Regions from separate parts of the Homo sapiens genome. Here region 2 is linked to region 1. A link is a loop called in an ENCODE intact Hi-C map of the cell type or tissue named here. Cell type or tissue: prostate gland. All regions are shown on one strand.

The links. A loop is a pair of places that touch in the nucleus more often than their neighbours do. Peaks named below come from ENCODE experiments on the same cell type or tissue, not always from the same donor. Only the 100,000 strongest peaks of a DNase experiment are listed, where the experiment ranks them.
Region 2: a loop joins it to region 1, with 3 times the contacts of the local background. A loop is called at or near these places in 18 of 110 quality-filtered maps.

What each region holds. Positions count from the first base shown.
Region 1 is chr9:72,267,394-72,275,393 of GRCh38, forward strand. It overlaps the pseudogene LOC100289320. Among named protein-coding and RNA genes, the nearest start is that of LINC01504, 34 kb to the right of the region's middle. In prostate gland, a CTCF peak has its summit at 4,684 (motif pointing left); a DNase peak (open chromatin) is centred at 4,698.
Region 2 is chr9:73,079,202-73,087,201 of GRCh38, forward strand. No RefSeq gene overlaps it. Among named protein-coding and RNA genes, the nearest start is that of ANXA1, 69 kb to the right of the region's middle. In prostate gland, a CTCF peak has its summit at 3,012 (motif pointing left); a DNase peak (open chromatin) is centred at 3,000.

The sequences.
Region 1 (8,000 bases):
CAGCCAAACCATATCACCAAGGTAACATATTTTGGGGTACTGTGTCCAGAACCCCATTAATAGTTCATGACAAAGTTTGTCTGAGTGCGGTGCTGACTTCTTGTCTCCTATTTTGTGATCAAAGTTGATCTTCCCTGGTTGATCAAACTCCTGGGGAGGGGATTGATGACAACTGAGTTCCTTTTGGAGTTTCTATCTTTAGGCAAATAAGAGGAGTTCAAAGAAAGCTTCTCCTTGCATTTGCTACTTTTCAAGTGCTTTCCGCTCAAACTAATCCCTATGCCAGAGAGACATGTTTTAGAGTGGCATATTCTGCCATCTTTGTTCCCTGTTGCACAGATCAGGAAACAGGTTCAGAAAGGCTACACCACTAGTAAGCAGAAGATTCAACCCAAGCTTAGCCACGCCCAAAGCCCAGGTTCTTTGCATGCCACTCCACTGCCCCCCAGTAAGTCAAGACATTTCACCAGCTGAGATTTTTATGCTAATTTGGAACTTTCCATAAAGTATCATATTATCATTCTGTATCTTTACAGTAAAGTTCAAATGATTTAAAAATCACCATAAACAAAATTGAAAAACAATTGACAATTTGGGCTAAAAATACAGTTCATATCACAGAGTAATTTTTTTTCTTTTTTTTTTTTGAGACAGAGTCTCGCTCTCACTTACGCTGGAGTGCAGTGGCATGATCTTGTCTCACTGCAACCTCTGCCTCCCAGGTTCAAGCGATTCTCCTGCCTCAGCCTCCTGAGTAGCTGGGATTACAGGAGAGCACCACCACGCCTGGCTAATTTTTGTATTTTTAGCAGAGACGGGATTTCACCATGTTGGTCAGGCTGATCTCGAACTCCTGACCTCGTGATCCGCCCACCTTGGCCTCCCAAAGTGCTGGGATTACAGGCGTGAGCCACCGCACCCAGCCGTAATTTTGTAAATGTCTAATATCTGTAACTCATAAGAAAATGTCCAATGTTTTTAAAAATTGGTCAAAGAATATGAATAGAGTGTTCACGGAAGAGGAAATACAACTGATTCTTAATAGATAATGATGTTCATTTCCACTAATAATAAGAGATTTTTAAATTAAAAAGGGAACTACCAATTTTCAGCCATCAGTTTGTTAAACTCCTAAAATGATAATCTCATAATTGGAAGAAACATATTCCCTCATATGCTGCCAGTGAGACTGTAAATTGGAACAATCTCTGAAACGGGAAATTTGGTAACAACTCTCAAAAATAAAGATATTCATGTCCTTCACAAGCCCCCAGTAGAAATGGGAAAAGTTCCCTTGTCCCCCTCGTAAGGCATGTTATGGGGATGTGGCTTGCTTCTTCAGTGCCCTGCTGCTCAAACCTCTAGAGGAGCATACAGAATGGCAGGCTGTGGGGCTGCAACCCCACTGCAGTGTCTAGGGGTGAATGTTTACGACTCCTAAGAAGCCCCAGTGGCGTGTGTTACAGGGTGCCCTTTTAGCTTTGCTCTTTTAATTTCACCGTCTGTAGGTGGCTTGTGTTAACCAGCTTAGTTAAACTCTACTTTGTCACAAGCACAGAAAGCTTTCTGTATCCTGGTTTCTTGCCTTGGTGTACTGGAGGAATCAGATCACACCTGGGCTTGGAGAATGAGTGCAAGGTTTTACTGAGTGGAGGTAACTTGGGGGAAGTCAGAAGGGGATATAGTGGGAAGGTTTTCCCCTGGAGTCGGACTGCTCAGCAGCCTGGGCTCTCCTCTGACTGCCCCAGCAAAACTCCTCATTGTTCTGTTGGTGACTGTTGGTACATTCCTCTTGACATCCAGCCACCCATGCGTTCCTCCATCTATGTGCTCAACATCCAGCAGCTTGTATGTCTGTCTTGCTAGGGTCTCGGGTTTTTATAGACACAGGATGGGGGTGTGGCAGGCCAGGGTGGTCTTGGGAAATGCAACATTTGGGCAGGAAATGCCTGTCCTCATCTAGGTCTGTGGGGGTGGAGTCCTAGACAGGGACCATGCCCTCCTCTACCCAGCACTTCCTTTCCTTGCTTTCATATCATTTAAAGGCATCATGCTCTTTCCTTCCCAGTACTTCCATATCACACTGAGGAATTTAGTCTATACACAAACACAAGAATATTTTCGTAACTATAATAGCAAAAAATTGGGAGTGACCTAAAAGTACACCAACAAGGCACTGGTTAAATACCATGCAGTGGCTGGGCACAGTGGCTCATGCCTGTAATCCCAGCACTTTGGGAGGCCAAGGTGGGCGGATCACTTGAGGCCAGGAGTTCAAGACCAGTCTGGCCAGTATGCTGAAACCCCGTCTCGACTAAAAACACAAAAATTAGTTGGGTGTGGTGTCACATGCCTATAATCCCAGCTACTTGGGAAGCTGAGGTAGGAGAATCGCTTGAACCTAGGAGGTGGAGTTTTCAGTCAGCCAAGATCATGCCACTGCACTCCAGCCTGGGTAACAGAGGGAGACTCTATCTTGAAAAAAAATAACAATAATAATAATTAATTTTAAAAAGATTTTTGGCAGGGTGCAGTGGCTCACGCCTATAATCCCAGCACTTTGGGAGGCCGAGGTGGGCAGATTACCAGAAATCGGGAGTTCTAGACCAGCCTGACCAACATGGAGAAACTCTACTAAAAATACAAAATTAGCCAGGTGTGGTGGCACATGCCTTTAATCCCAGCTACTCAGGAGGCTGAGGCAGGAGAATCACTTGAACCCAGGAGGCGGAGGTTGCGGTGAGCTAAGATCCTGCCATTGCACTCCAGACTGGGCAAGAAGAGTGAAACTCCGTCTCAAAAAAAAATAAAAAGTTTTTTAAAAATACCATGTAGTACTACGTAGTTATTTAAAATTTCCCAAAGCAGTAGCCTTTGGAGAGAGTAGCAGGGAAACTTACATTTCGCAGCATTCTCTTTTGTATGTGTACCATTTAACTTTTGTACTGAATGTATGTATTGCTTAATTTTAAAAATACATATATTATTTTATTTATTTTTTGAGGCAGGGTCTCACTCTGTTGCCCAGGCTAGAATGCAGTGGTGCAATCATGGCTCACTGCGGCCTCAACCTCCTATGCTCAAGCGATCCTCCCACCTCAGCCTCCTGAGTAGCTGGGATTGCAGACATGTGTCACCATGCCCAGATAATTATTTTTTGCTTTTTCTGTAGAAATGGGGTCTTGCTATGTTGCCCAGGCTGGTCTCACATTCCTGGGCTCAAGTGATCCTCCTGCCTCAGTCTCTGAAAGTGCTGGATTACAGGCATGAGCCACTGCGCCTGGCCAAATATATGAATTTTTAAAAATGAAAAGTAAAACTAAGATTGAAGTAGTAACAATTGCCAACACTTAATGTGGTGGTTATTCTATAGGCCAAACATTGTTCCAAGAGATTTATTGGATCAACTCATAAAATTTTCACAAAAATTAAATGGGAAAGATCTATTACTATTTTAATCGCACAAAGAGAGAAACCAAGGTCCACAGAAGTTAAATAATTAGGTTGGATTCCAGGCCAAATAAAGGACATTAGTGGGACAATTGGAAAGATTTGAATAATGTTTGTTGATTAGATCAGGGATCTGCAAGCTTTCTTTGTAAAGGGCCAGAGAGTAACTATTTTAGGCTCTGTAGACCAAACGGTGAGAGAACCTTGGCAGGTCTCTGTCACAAGCAGTAAATTCTGCATGTGCAGCACAAAAGCAGGCACAGACGTGTGAACAAATGAGCATGCTGAGTTCTGATAAATCTAGTGTATGAACATTGAAACGTGAATATCATATAACTTTCATGTGTTAAATAGTGCTTAACTGGCTGGGTGCGGTGGCTCATGCCTGTCATTCCAGCACTTTGGGAGGCCGAGGCCGCTGGATCACTTGAGGTCAGGAGTTCGAGACCAGCCTGGCCAACGTGATGAAACCCCATCTCTACAAAAATTAGCTGGGCATGGTGTCACACGCCTGTAATCTCAGCTACTCAGGAGGCTGAGGCATGAGAATCGTTTGAACCCAGGAGGCGGAGGTTGCAGTGAGCCGACATCGTGCCACTGCACTGCAGTCTGGGCAACAGAGCAAGAAGAAAGAAAAGAAAGAAGGAAGGAAGGAGAGAGAAAAGAAAGAGAAAGAGAGAAAGAAAAAGAAAAGAAAAAAAGGAAAGAAAGAAAGAAAGGAAAGAAGGAAGGAAAGAAAGAGCTTAACTATCTAAAAGCATTCTTACCTAGGGCGCCCTGCAAAAATAGATGGTGGGCTGGATTTGACTGAGTTTCAGGCCAAAACTTGCTACCCCCTGGGTAAGATAACGGTATTGGTCATCGCACTCTGGTTATGTAAGAGAATGTCCTTGTTTTCAGAAAATACTACACACGAAAATATTTACAGTGAAAACGTCATTCTGTTTCTAACTTGTCTGCCAAGTGGTTGTCTGGCCTCCGCTTGCACAGCTCCCTTGATGAGGAACTCATTTTATTAAGTGGCTTATTTTCTTACAGGACAACATAAAAAATTATTTACCAGATAAAAAATATATATGCTTCCATGTGAGACAAATGCTAGAATAAATACAATTATTTTAAAGTGAATGAAATTGGTCTTTTGATAACAAGACTAAAAAATTGGCGTTTTTCAAGTGCAAGGTGAGATTGCAAGCAGGCCAGCCAATGTTTAACTAGTACTCCACCTAGTGGCCAAAGCTTGAATGAACGACTGTGGAATGACCAGTCTCCCTCCAAAAGGGCCAAGGGCAGAGGAAAAAATAAGTTAAATTAACTTTATTTTGACAACCAGTAGAATAGAAATTCATGATTTTAAATGTACAAAACAAGTAGTGATTATTTTTCTAGCAAGAAACTGGATGTATTTTTTCTTATGTGAGGAAAATAATTTCCTAGGTTGAACCCAAATTCTACAATAGATCAGTTGTAAATAAAATTATATTCTCAATGAAAACAAATATTGCTTACTTAATTCCTTCGTGAAGACAATTTTACAAGGAAAAAACCACAAAATTATGAACTTCCAAATGGCTTGCTTGAATCACCTCAGCTCCTTAAGATAAAAGGCAAAGATTTGTCCATTGGAAAGCTATCTCTAACTTGTGGAAATACGAGAAAATAATGAATGTCCATGAACATATTAAAGTTAACTTAGGAAGTTTCAATGTAATTCAAAGCATTTTACATATTCACCAAATATGAAATTCAACAACACTGCTTACAGTTGGCCAATTATTTTAGATTCCTATGGACACATACATGATTCAAACCACACAGCTTGCTCTAGCTTATATAAACCAACTACAAGTTAATGGGCATCACCCCTCTTCCAGGATTACATAGTCAGGTGAAATCATCAGCGGGGAAATTGGGCAGATGGTGCTATAATGGTTCCATGACAGATGTTAAGAGTCAAGGCTTGGAAATCTAGAATCTCAGGTTTGGAAGGGCACTCTAAAGATCACCTTGCTTGGCCAGCTGACTGATCTTTGAATCCCTTTTTTGACATTTTCAGCAATGAATATTCAATCTCGTTTAAGCCCTGAGAGTGATGGGCAGCTCAAGACTATGTCCCAAGGTTCTTTCCATTCTTGCCAAGTTGGAAAATCTCTTGAGTAGCCAGAATTGTTCTTGCAGACTTTCACCTCTAACCCGCTGATACGCCTTTCAAGAGCAAGTCTACCATGTCTGCTTATGAAAGTCTTCACATATTTGAAGAAAACTACTATGTCCCACTGAAGCATTTAAAAAAATCTGGATGAAGTATTTTTAGTTCTTCATATCTCACTGTTTTATTATCTACTTAAACCTTTCATTCTTTTCCACATTGGTCTCTTAAGTCATTCATCTACTCATCAATTTTTTCATTAGTATTTATAGATCCAACTGTTGGAGTTTTCTTCTACCTCTATTGAATTGCATGTTCCTAAAGTAAGTCCATCCTTTTAACCCACTGAAGTCTTCGGATCCAGAATTTTTCTATGCTCACTAGATTTGTATCATTTCAAGTTTAAGTCTATCTCTGTTCATCCATAGGGAGCAGTCACTAGAATTTTCCCAAGCTTTATTTAATCCTCATAACAACCTGTTATTAAGTGAAGATATCTTGAAAGTGATAGTGATTGACAGTCAGGCAATAGTTAATCCATTTTATAGAGAAAATAAAAAGCAGGCGGCCAAGTGAGTCATTCAAAGATGGTGTCCAATGGACCATGACTCTCAGTTTTCATGCCTACTCCCAGTGTGGTCCTCTTTTACATTAAACCTGGGCTTGACCTGTGGCTCAACTGGTAACACTGTCTAGGTTGAATGTGATTTTTTTTTTTTTTTTGAGATGGAGTCTCGCTCTGTCGCCCAGGCTGGAGTGCAGTGGCGTGATCTTGGCTTGCTGCAACCTCCGCCTCCGGGGTTCAAGCAATTTTCCTGCCTCAGTCTCCCGAATAGCTGGGAATACAGGCACATGCCACCATGCCCGGCTAATTCTCTGTGTGTGTGTGTGTGTGTGTGTGTGTGTGTGTGTGTGTGTGTGTGTGTAGTTTCAGTAGTAGAGATGGGGTTTCACTGTGTTAGCCAGGATGGTCTCGATCTCCTGACCTCATGATCTACCTGCCTTGGCCTCCCAAGAGTGTGATTTTTAATTGCCTTTTGAGTCAAATCATTCAGCTGGTAATAGATGAAACTTATGTTCTCCTTGCTAAGAAATGATGAACACAACCACAATACTAAACAATGGTATGAATGAAGCAGAATTGGGAATTATTTTGTGGGCAAAATGTAAATTAGAGCACATCTGAATGTTTTATTCAATCACAATATATCCCAATGTTAAACTTAGAAAGTGAATAAAGCATATTAAATTGATTTGTCTCTGCAAATTTTAGAGCGTATGACTAGATTTGTACATATCTGAAGAGTCATTAACAGTGCCAATCAATCCAATTATATACATTTTACAGGCATCTTGCTGTGAAAATAATTGAACACAACTATTTTGCTTCCCTAAAATTATTATATCTTTAAGTCAATAAATATATTTTCACATTTTAAATTCATGGGGACTTTTTTTCTGCCCATAAAGAGAAGAGATTAATAAATATATTGATAATCCTTGGAAGGAATTTGTCTTTAAGGGGAAAAAAGCTATCTGATTTGCCTCTATTTTATTTGAAGACAGAGCTGAGTTTGCCTGAAGGCATGTAGAAATTTACAGCTTCTGGATCAAAGAGAGGTCATGATGTAATCAGGACTGTTTGATGCAAGTAACAGCAACTGACCAGGGCTATCCAAAATCAGCTCTCCACTTCCAGAGGACGTGCCAGTACTGAATGCCTCTTCTATCGCTGGGTACCATAACCATGTGGTACACGGTGAAAGATGCTAACTGCCCTTCAACTCTGGTCCCTGGGCATTGGATTAACCAGCTTGGGTCATGTGCTCCCACCTCCATGATGGGCGTGAAGGAGGAAGACTTCATCCTGATATTCTTTGGTAAGAGTTGAGGTACCACATCCCACGGACACCACACAAGGTGGAGGATTCTTGCAAATTAAAAAAGGGGGGTTGGATGTGGGGACAGCCTGAATTAAAATAAAAGCTGGTTACAATATTCATCTCTACAGTGCCGGTGGTTTTGACTTAACGGCCCTGCTCTGACCTGCATCTCCCAGAACAACATTTTTTTTCTTCACATGAACTGTCCTGCCCCAGTGTTTCTTCCTGCCCAAGCCTGTCCCATTATATTACCTAAGTATTCATGATTCATCACTAACTCTTCCTCTACCCCGCACCACCCCCTCCACCACCACCACTACTATCTCCTTCCACTTCCAGTTGGATTTTTCTCCCCAAGTCATGGGAAATTCATCACTGGTATATGAAGAAGGAAGCACAAGAATGGGAAGGAGTGAGGCAGGGGCTATCTGCAGAGGAGAGTTCTTGTTCTTACTGGCAAGGCTGAAGCAGGAGAGATATGTGTTCTAATGCTCATGATAGGAAATCTGGGTGCAGGT
Region 2 (8,000 bases), 810 kb after region 1:
TTCACAAAAATAAATAAATAAATAAATATAAAATAAGAAGGCAATCCAGAGGAGTGAGTGAGTACTGGATCTGCTAATGTGAGGGGTCATGAGCTCTTGGGACAGGAAACAAAGCTTGAGACTAGAGCTCTGGTAGGATCCACAGCATAATGCCGGGAGCAGCAAAATCTCAAGGGAAAAACCTGACTTTGCTTTAAAATGGAGATGTCTGAAATACTTGTCTGTCCTGAACTTAGCTCTAGATAAGCTAGAATAAAAGAACAATTATCTGCTGAGAATTTCTAACCACAAGGTGGCACACACCTTGTTTGTTGAAGAACTGAGGTACAGCAAGGTGTGGCTAGAACACTGAACCAAAGGAATTGTGGTATGACCTTAGTTAGGTCTTGGCTGTCATCTCCTTGTTACCCTAACATAAAAGGTTGTGAACAATAACTTCTCTATGTCACTGGATAATTCAGCCATGAGGCTCTCTCTTGATTCACATCATAAAAACCCAAACATTATTCTTTTGTTGCCATGCACACTTGCAGGTACAAGGATGTTAAAATCTACACACCCCTCCCTAATTCTTATATTGCAAAAATTTGCCTGTTACATAATAATGATAGTTCCTTGAGTTTTTATCAAGTATTATGTTTACCCAGAAAAGAACAGTATTTTAAAAAGGTATTCTTATACAATTCTCCCCACTTTTTGCATTTTGTATTTTCTTTGGGACAAAAATGTTATTTGCCTTTGTTGGCAGGGACAGTTAGTTACATTTTTAGGGGAAAATCTCAGAATGAGAAACTAAACTCGAACTAAAATAAATATAAGTCTTAGTAAAAAAATCTGAGAAATCAAATGTATTTATTTAAAGTAAGCTTAGATCTTTTTTTGAGCTCAAATCCCGTGATAATTCAATCTGAATTTATTTTGGTGCTCTCTCACTCACACCCATCTTATGAAAACCAAAGCATTTGGGGGTCTTTTACTCATCCGGTTACCACTGAGATGCCTTGTCTAAACTTACAAGGGCTACTGAAATCTGAGAACCTTGGGTTTTAGTGCCATCTGGAAGCCCAGTAAACTTTGCAAAGGCTGTGAAACTCAGCCTAAACTCCAGCCCCTCAGGCATACTAGGCAGCCACACCCCTCCCACCTAACCCAAAACTCCGCTCACCTCCTGCAATGCTGTGAAGGAGAAAGCTGTAGGTTCCCTGGGAGTCTGCAGATCTCTCTTCCCATCCTGGACTTCTGGGGCATGCCTCCCCTCCCACCTTCTCTTTTCCACAAGGCACATGTCTCCCTTTCCCCTATCTGGCATAATTCCCTCAAGGAGTGCCAGGAAGGCAGATCATCTGCTGGATAATTAGCCTTTCTGTCCTACAGCACAAACCTCCTGTGAGGTTAAAAGAATGAAGGAGCTGGCTGCCTTCTTTAAGTGGACATGAATGTAAAAAAGATCCATGAAGCACAAAACACAAATTCTGTCTCGATTAGCTATGTTGATTCACAGCTTGTAGCCTCTCCTCATAACCTGAAATACCTGATAAAGGACGGCACGCTCCATCAAAACATACTGTCCAATTTGTGAGTGGTTGAAGGAGTGCCCCAAACCTCCATCGGCGGTCTGGCCTTTATAATCTTACACGCACAGTGTTTTATTCCTGAAAACTAAAGCTGAAGGAGAAAACTTAAATTACAAATGTCATCACTCATTTACTTAAAAATTATCTCCTTCTGTATATGCAGATGCTTCTTATTCTCTTGCAATCTTTCCAAGCCCTTTGCACTAGCTGTATTCTTTAGCACATTAAAGAAATAAAATCATTTCTTGACTCTCATGGGAAGATAAGATGGAAATGGCAAGATACCGCTGGGAATAATAGGCAGAGGAATGTTGCTTTTGATAAGAAACCAATAGAACTATACCTACTTTCTTTTTCTTTTCTTTTTTTTCTTTTCTTTTCTTTTTTTTTTGAGACGGAGTCTCACTCTGTCGCCCAGGCTGGATGCAGTGGTGCGATCTCGGCTCACTGCAAGCTCCGCCTCCTGGGTTCACGGCATTCTCCCGCCTCAGCCTCCAGAGTAGCTGGGACTACAGGCGTGTGCCACCACGCCCGGCTAATTTTTTTTTTTTTTTTTTGTATTTTTAGTAGAGGCAGGGTTTCACCGTGTTAACAGGATGGTCTCGATTTCCCGACCTCGTGATCTGCCGGCCTCGGCCTCCCAAAGTGCTGGGATTACAGGCGTGAGCCACCGCGCTCGGCCGAGCTATACCTACATTTTATACATGTCTTCAATGACACATTTATGATTAAACTAAAGATGTTGGAATGAAAATGACAAGTGATCATTTCTCAACATACAAGAAAGTCTATCTCAGTGTATCCATGGGCCAGGAAGAGAATACACTTTAATAAATGTGTTTTTTTGGGGACTAGCCCAGGCTGAGAAAGGAAAAGTCTCTGGTAGTTCCATCAGGTCTTAGTTTCCTGGGTATACATAACTCTGTATTATTTGGCTGAGAAATTAAAGGATTTTCCTTCAGTGTATTCTTAAATCATATTATACTGACATTTTATTATTCTCATGTTTTCTTTCATTATGAAAAAATTGTTGGGGAGGTGAGCATTTGCAAACCTCTTTTTATATTGCGTTTATTATGTGGAACTGGGAATCTCTGAAACTCCTTTTACTTTGTACTAAGTGGCTATGGAAAACATCTTTCGAGAATGAAGGACAAATTCTCAGAGGAAAAATACTGAATAAAAGGTTTCAACTCTTGCTGGCATTACAGTATTTCCTCACAAGGGGAGTGCATTTCAAATAGTCTCTTTTTTTGTGTAATACAGAGGAAAGCATAATTTTTTCTAAAGTTGGCATCACTACAAAAAGTCAGTCAATGCTCAACTTCTGGTATTTGATTGGTTGTGAGGGGTTTTGCTTTGTTTTGTTTCTGTATGTGGAGAGGAAAGGGACCAAGCCAGCCTTTCTGGATTTTGGAGCTGATATACTCTAGCACCACCTACTGGGAAAGGGTTTATAGTGCCCCAAATTATAAGAAACCCAAACTCAAAATCCTCTGATGCCTTCTCTCAAAACTTTCATTTATTTTTCTTCTTTTCCTATTCTTTTATTTTCTGTTGATTTTCTATTCATTTTTGTTTGTTTCCCTTTCTCTGGTATAAATACTCCAGCTTTCTCAATGTAATTCTCATACACAACTCTAAAACAACTCCCTAGAACAACTGCTTTTATGGCACGTGGAAAGGTTGGAGATGAGAAAAAATCAAGTCTATTTCAGGTCATATGTCTTCACCGCAAATGATGATTTATGGATATTAAATTCATAATCCATTATCTTACCTGTTAAATATTAATACTTAATATTAATATTTAATATTCTCAAGGCCAGAATCCATTGAATCATAATTCTTCCACTAACTAGCTATGAGGCTGTATAACCTCCCTAAGTCCTTATTTGCTCACTTGATAAAAAAGCAATGCTAATAATACATGTTGGATAGGAATGCTTTGAGAATTAAATGATATGTGATGTATGCAAACTTCAGCAGAGCACCTTTCGTGCAATGCACAATAAAAGTTTTCCATTATAATTACTCTTCTGAGGACAAAGTTCATGTTTTCATTCATCTCTGTAGCTTCAGAGTGCATAATAGAGGGTTTACATATTTCCTTCTATGTCTTAATATATACTAGAAAATTAATTGTGTAGAGTACAGTAGAAGAAAAAAACATTATTGCCATGACTATGAGCTAGCTACTCTGCTAAGCACTTTGTAGGTGTCATTTCATTCACTAGATAGAGGATACAGAATCTTGATTTTTTCCATTCTCAGTGTATTAGTCTGTTTTCACAGTGCTATAAAGATACTACCTGAGACTGGGTAATTTTTAAAGAAAAGAGGTTTAATTGACCCACAGTTCCACATGGTTAGAGAGGCCTCAGGAAACTTACAATCATGGTATAAGGCAAAGGAGAAGCAAGTACCTTCTTCACAAGGTGGCAGGAGAGAGAGAGAGAGATCAGGGGAAAGTGCCTCTTTTAAACCATCTCACCAGATCTTGTGAGAACTCCCTTACTATCACAAGAAGAGCAGGGGGAAACTGCTCCCATGATATAATCACCTCCCACCAGGTCCCTCCCTCAACATGTGGGGATTATAATTCAAGATGAGATTTGGGTGGAGACGCAGGGCAAAAACATGTCACTCCATTTCATAACTAACTTTCTAGGTAAAATCTGAGCACTCCTCCCAAGGGCTTAGTTTTCTTCAGAAAGGAGTGGGCTATACCGTCTCTAAAATTTCTTTCAGCTCTATTATCTTTACTGTAATTTTGCCAGCCTTAAAATTAGATTTGGGTATAATTCAGCAATTATACTGGCTGGGATTCTGCTTCTTTCCATTTTAAAATGAAAGAAGCAAGAATTATGGGTAACTAGAACAAGAGGTATCAGAGGTCATCTAGCCAACCTCCATTCACAGATAAGCAAACAAAAAAACAAAAAACACACACAAAAAGGTGAAGTATTTTCTGCCCAATGTCCTAACACTAGATGTAGCAATATTAAGAGTTTAGTCCAGAAAATTTGGAAGAGGTGGCACACCTGGATTTTGTATGCTTTAGTTTCTCCAGGATAGAAACAAAGGAGAATGTAGTGTGGCAGTAAAAATATGAGTAAGTATATACATATCACAAATGACAACCTAAGGAAATCCACAATATTAGATTTGGTGTAGACTTCAGCAAATCCAAAAAGGCTAAGACCATCTAGCTTATAACATGTATCTTCAGAAATATTCTGAGGTATAGCATAATGGAGTGATTTTTGAAACAAGAATCCTCTTTCCTTTTTATTTAAGTCTAAATTTAAATTACATTGTAGAAAACTTGAAAGGAATATGAAAAAGTCACCCACAATTATATGACACTAAATGAATGCTTTGATAGTTAAAAATATTTCTTACTATGCATATATTTTTTCTATGCATATATATAGTAATTATAGTATGCATGAATTAGTTTTATTATTTGATTACAGTTTGGCATATTGTTACATGATCTCTGTAGGCATCAAATGCTTGCAACATTATCCAGCAAATGATCATATAATTTATCTTAACATCCACCTATATCATTGAGCATTAAATTTTTCCTCTTCTCCCCTTCCCACCCTCTCTCTTTCTCCCTTCTTTCCTTCTTTGCTTTCCCTCCCTCATTTCCTCCCTTCCTTCCTTCCTTCCTTCTTTCGTCTTTCAGCATTTTAAATAATGCATTGTATTTATGGCTTTCTCTGTGTTTTAGGGTTTTCTATCAAATAAACTATCAGAATGGTTGTCAAATTGCTTTGTCAAATTACTAACTGCTTTCTTCCAAAGTGTATAGTATTTAACAATGCCATTGGTAATATAACATTTTACATGTTTTTCTCTACTCTCAAATACAAGAGGAATGAACATGTCTATTTAATTTCTTTTCATTACTGACATATTTAGACTTATTTAAATCATTTTATTTTGTATTTGTCCCGCTTTGTTGATGTTTGTTCATTCTTCCCCTTCCCCTTTCTTTTAAATTAATGACTATTGTAATACTATATATTTTCTTTATTGGTTTGGAAATAATATACTGAATTTTTTGTTCCCTGAACTTAAATTAACGTATGTAACTTAAAATGTATACATGAATTAAACAAAAACCCAAGCATACTAACTCCGATCAGATGCCTCCTGACTGTAAGTCAATATTATCCAGTATTTTAATTCCATTATGATTCTTCAACTTTATTTATTAATTCATATTCAATGCTTACTTAAATTTACCCATAGATTTACTAATTGCTTTGGCTGACGTTACCTCTTGAATCTCAGTGTCTCCTTTGGGGTTGGATTTTTTTTTTTTTTCCTGTGGTTTATCCTTGAGAAGGTATGTTAGTGAGATTTTTCTGGGTACTCATTCAGTTTTCATTTTCCTGAGGTACCTTTAGCGTGTCTTTATTTATGACAATTGTACCATGTTCTTTTGGGTAATCTTTTTTTTTCAGAGAGATATTATCTTTGAAGTACTGTAGTTTGATTCTGATCTCGTTTTTATATAAGATACAATCTGCGAAATGCAATGTATGATATGTAATTTAGTGGTATACATAGATGAATTTATATATTTATGATCTATATGAAGCACTATAATTTATCTTTCAATACATATATTTTAATATTGTTTTAGATTTGGCTCACGTTTGGATCTAAAGATTTATATTTTTCATAAATTTTGGCAATTTTTGAGCCATTATATCTTCTTATAAGGTCCTTCATCTACTCTTTTTTCTTGGATATTTCTTGGACACTCCAATTTTATCATTCTGTTATTTTATTCTATTCTATTCTGTATTTTTATTAACTTCTCTTTTGTAGATCGTATCCCTCTATGTCTCTGTAATCTGAATAGCTTCTTCGGCTCTACCTCCAAGTACTCTCACTCTACTTATTGTGTAACCTGCTATTTAATCCACTCAATTAATTTGTATGACTAGAGACAATACTTTTCTATTTCTAGAAGTTCTACTTGGCTTTTCTTTACATATTCCTACACTCAACCTAAAGAGATGGGCAGCACTCTCGTTAGCTAGTGACACCCCCTAAAAAGAGGGAATACTGTGCCAGGAAAACTAGCTCCTGTCAGACCCTGCAAGAGAACATGGCTTTTCTCTCTCCCACTATCTTCATTAGCATATAAGATGATCATATTTTTTCTCCATTTTCTGAAGTTTATGAAATGTATTTATTTTTACAAAAATATAAGTTTAAAGTAATGCATGAGTTTTTAATAAAATTATAATTAGAGATATAAGAAATATGTTTATTCATTAAGAAAGAAATTAAAAGGGCATGAATATATCTATTTCTAAACTCTGAAAACATATTAAAAGCCAACATTTGACAATTCTTAGAATGTTTTCAATACAGTTCTAAGTTTATGCTTAAAAAATAAAATAGCTAAAATGTATGCACTGGTATGCAGTCTCAACCAGGTACTTTCCTAAGATCTTTCTATATATTATTATAAAACAACCCTGTAATGTAGGTTTCTTTTACCCTCATTTTAGAATGAGAATATTGTGACACAAAAGGATAAAACTCATTTGAAGTTACATAATTAGGAAGTGATGGAACTGGTTTTCAGATGCATAATTTGGATTCAGTTTACATGGGTTTTAATTCCTGTGGCATTATAATTTTTAGGTATTTGACAATTAGGAAAATTAAAATCAAATTTCAATCAACCATAGACATTCCTTTAGCAGTCCTTTAAGATCATGTCCATTCAGTCTGGATAATTCTGCTTTGATGTGGTGGTTCATTGTTTTTGTTTTATATTTGTTTTCTTTTGTTATTGATAGTCTCTGTTTGCCCATTGACTATTTTTCATGTAATAGGCAAAAGGAATAAAAATAAAAGTAAAAAAATTTATTTTTTTTCTTTGTCTCAACTTGTGCCAAATTTGCTAGGCACAGAAAGAATCTTTGTGATGATGTTTTGGAGCATAGGCGGGATGGGATGTATATGGGGTCATAAGGAGCAGATCTGTAAGATTGGGAAGCCAACATTCTTATCAGTCTGCCATAGTGAAATCTTTCATTCCTGGCTAAGTAATTTTGGTTACACTTTCAAAAGGTCAGACATATTAGTGGGCCTCCATTGTTGATTGGATCTTGGTAATTTTAAAACATTTTGCATTTCATTTTTCGGTCAATATTATACTGTAAATATGAAACAGATTCTAAAACACAAATGCTTTCTTTGTGAAATATTCTGTTGAATAATTTATACAACTTGTAAAATTAATGTAGATAATATAGAATTTTTTAGAAATGCATTAATTTGGATTTCTGACTTTATATTTTCTCCTTGAGGTACCACTTTCTTTGATGGAAAATTTTCATATTTTCCAATTGAAAATAAAAAGATTAGACATCTTTCCCCCTTTTG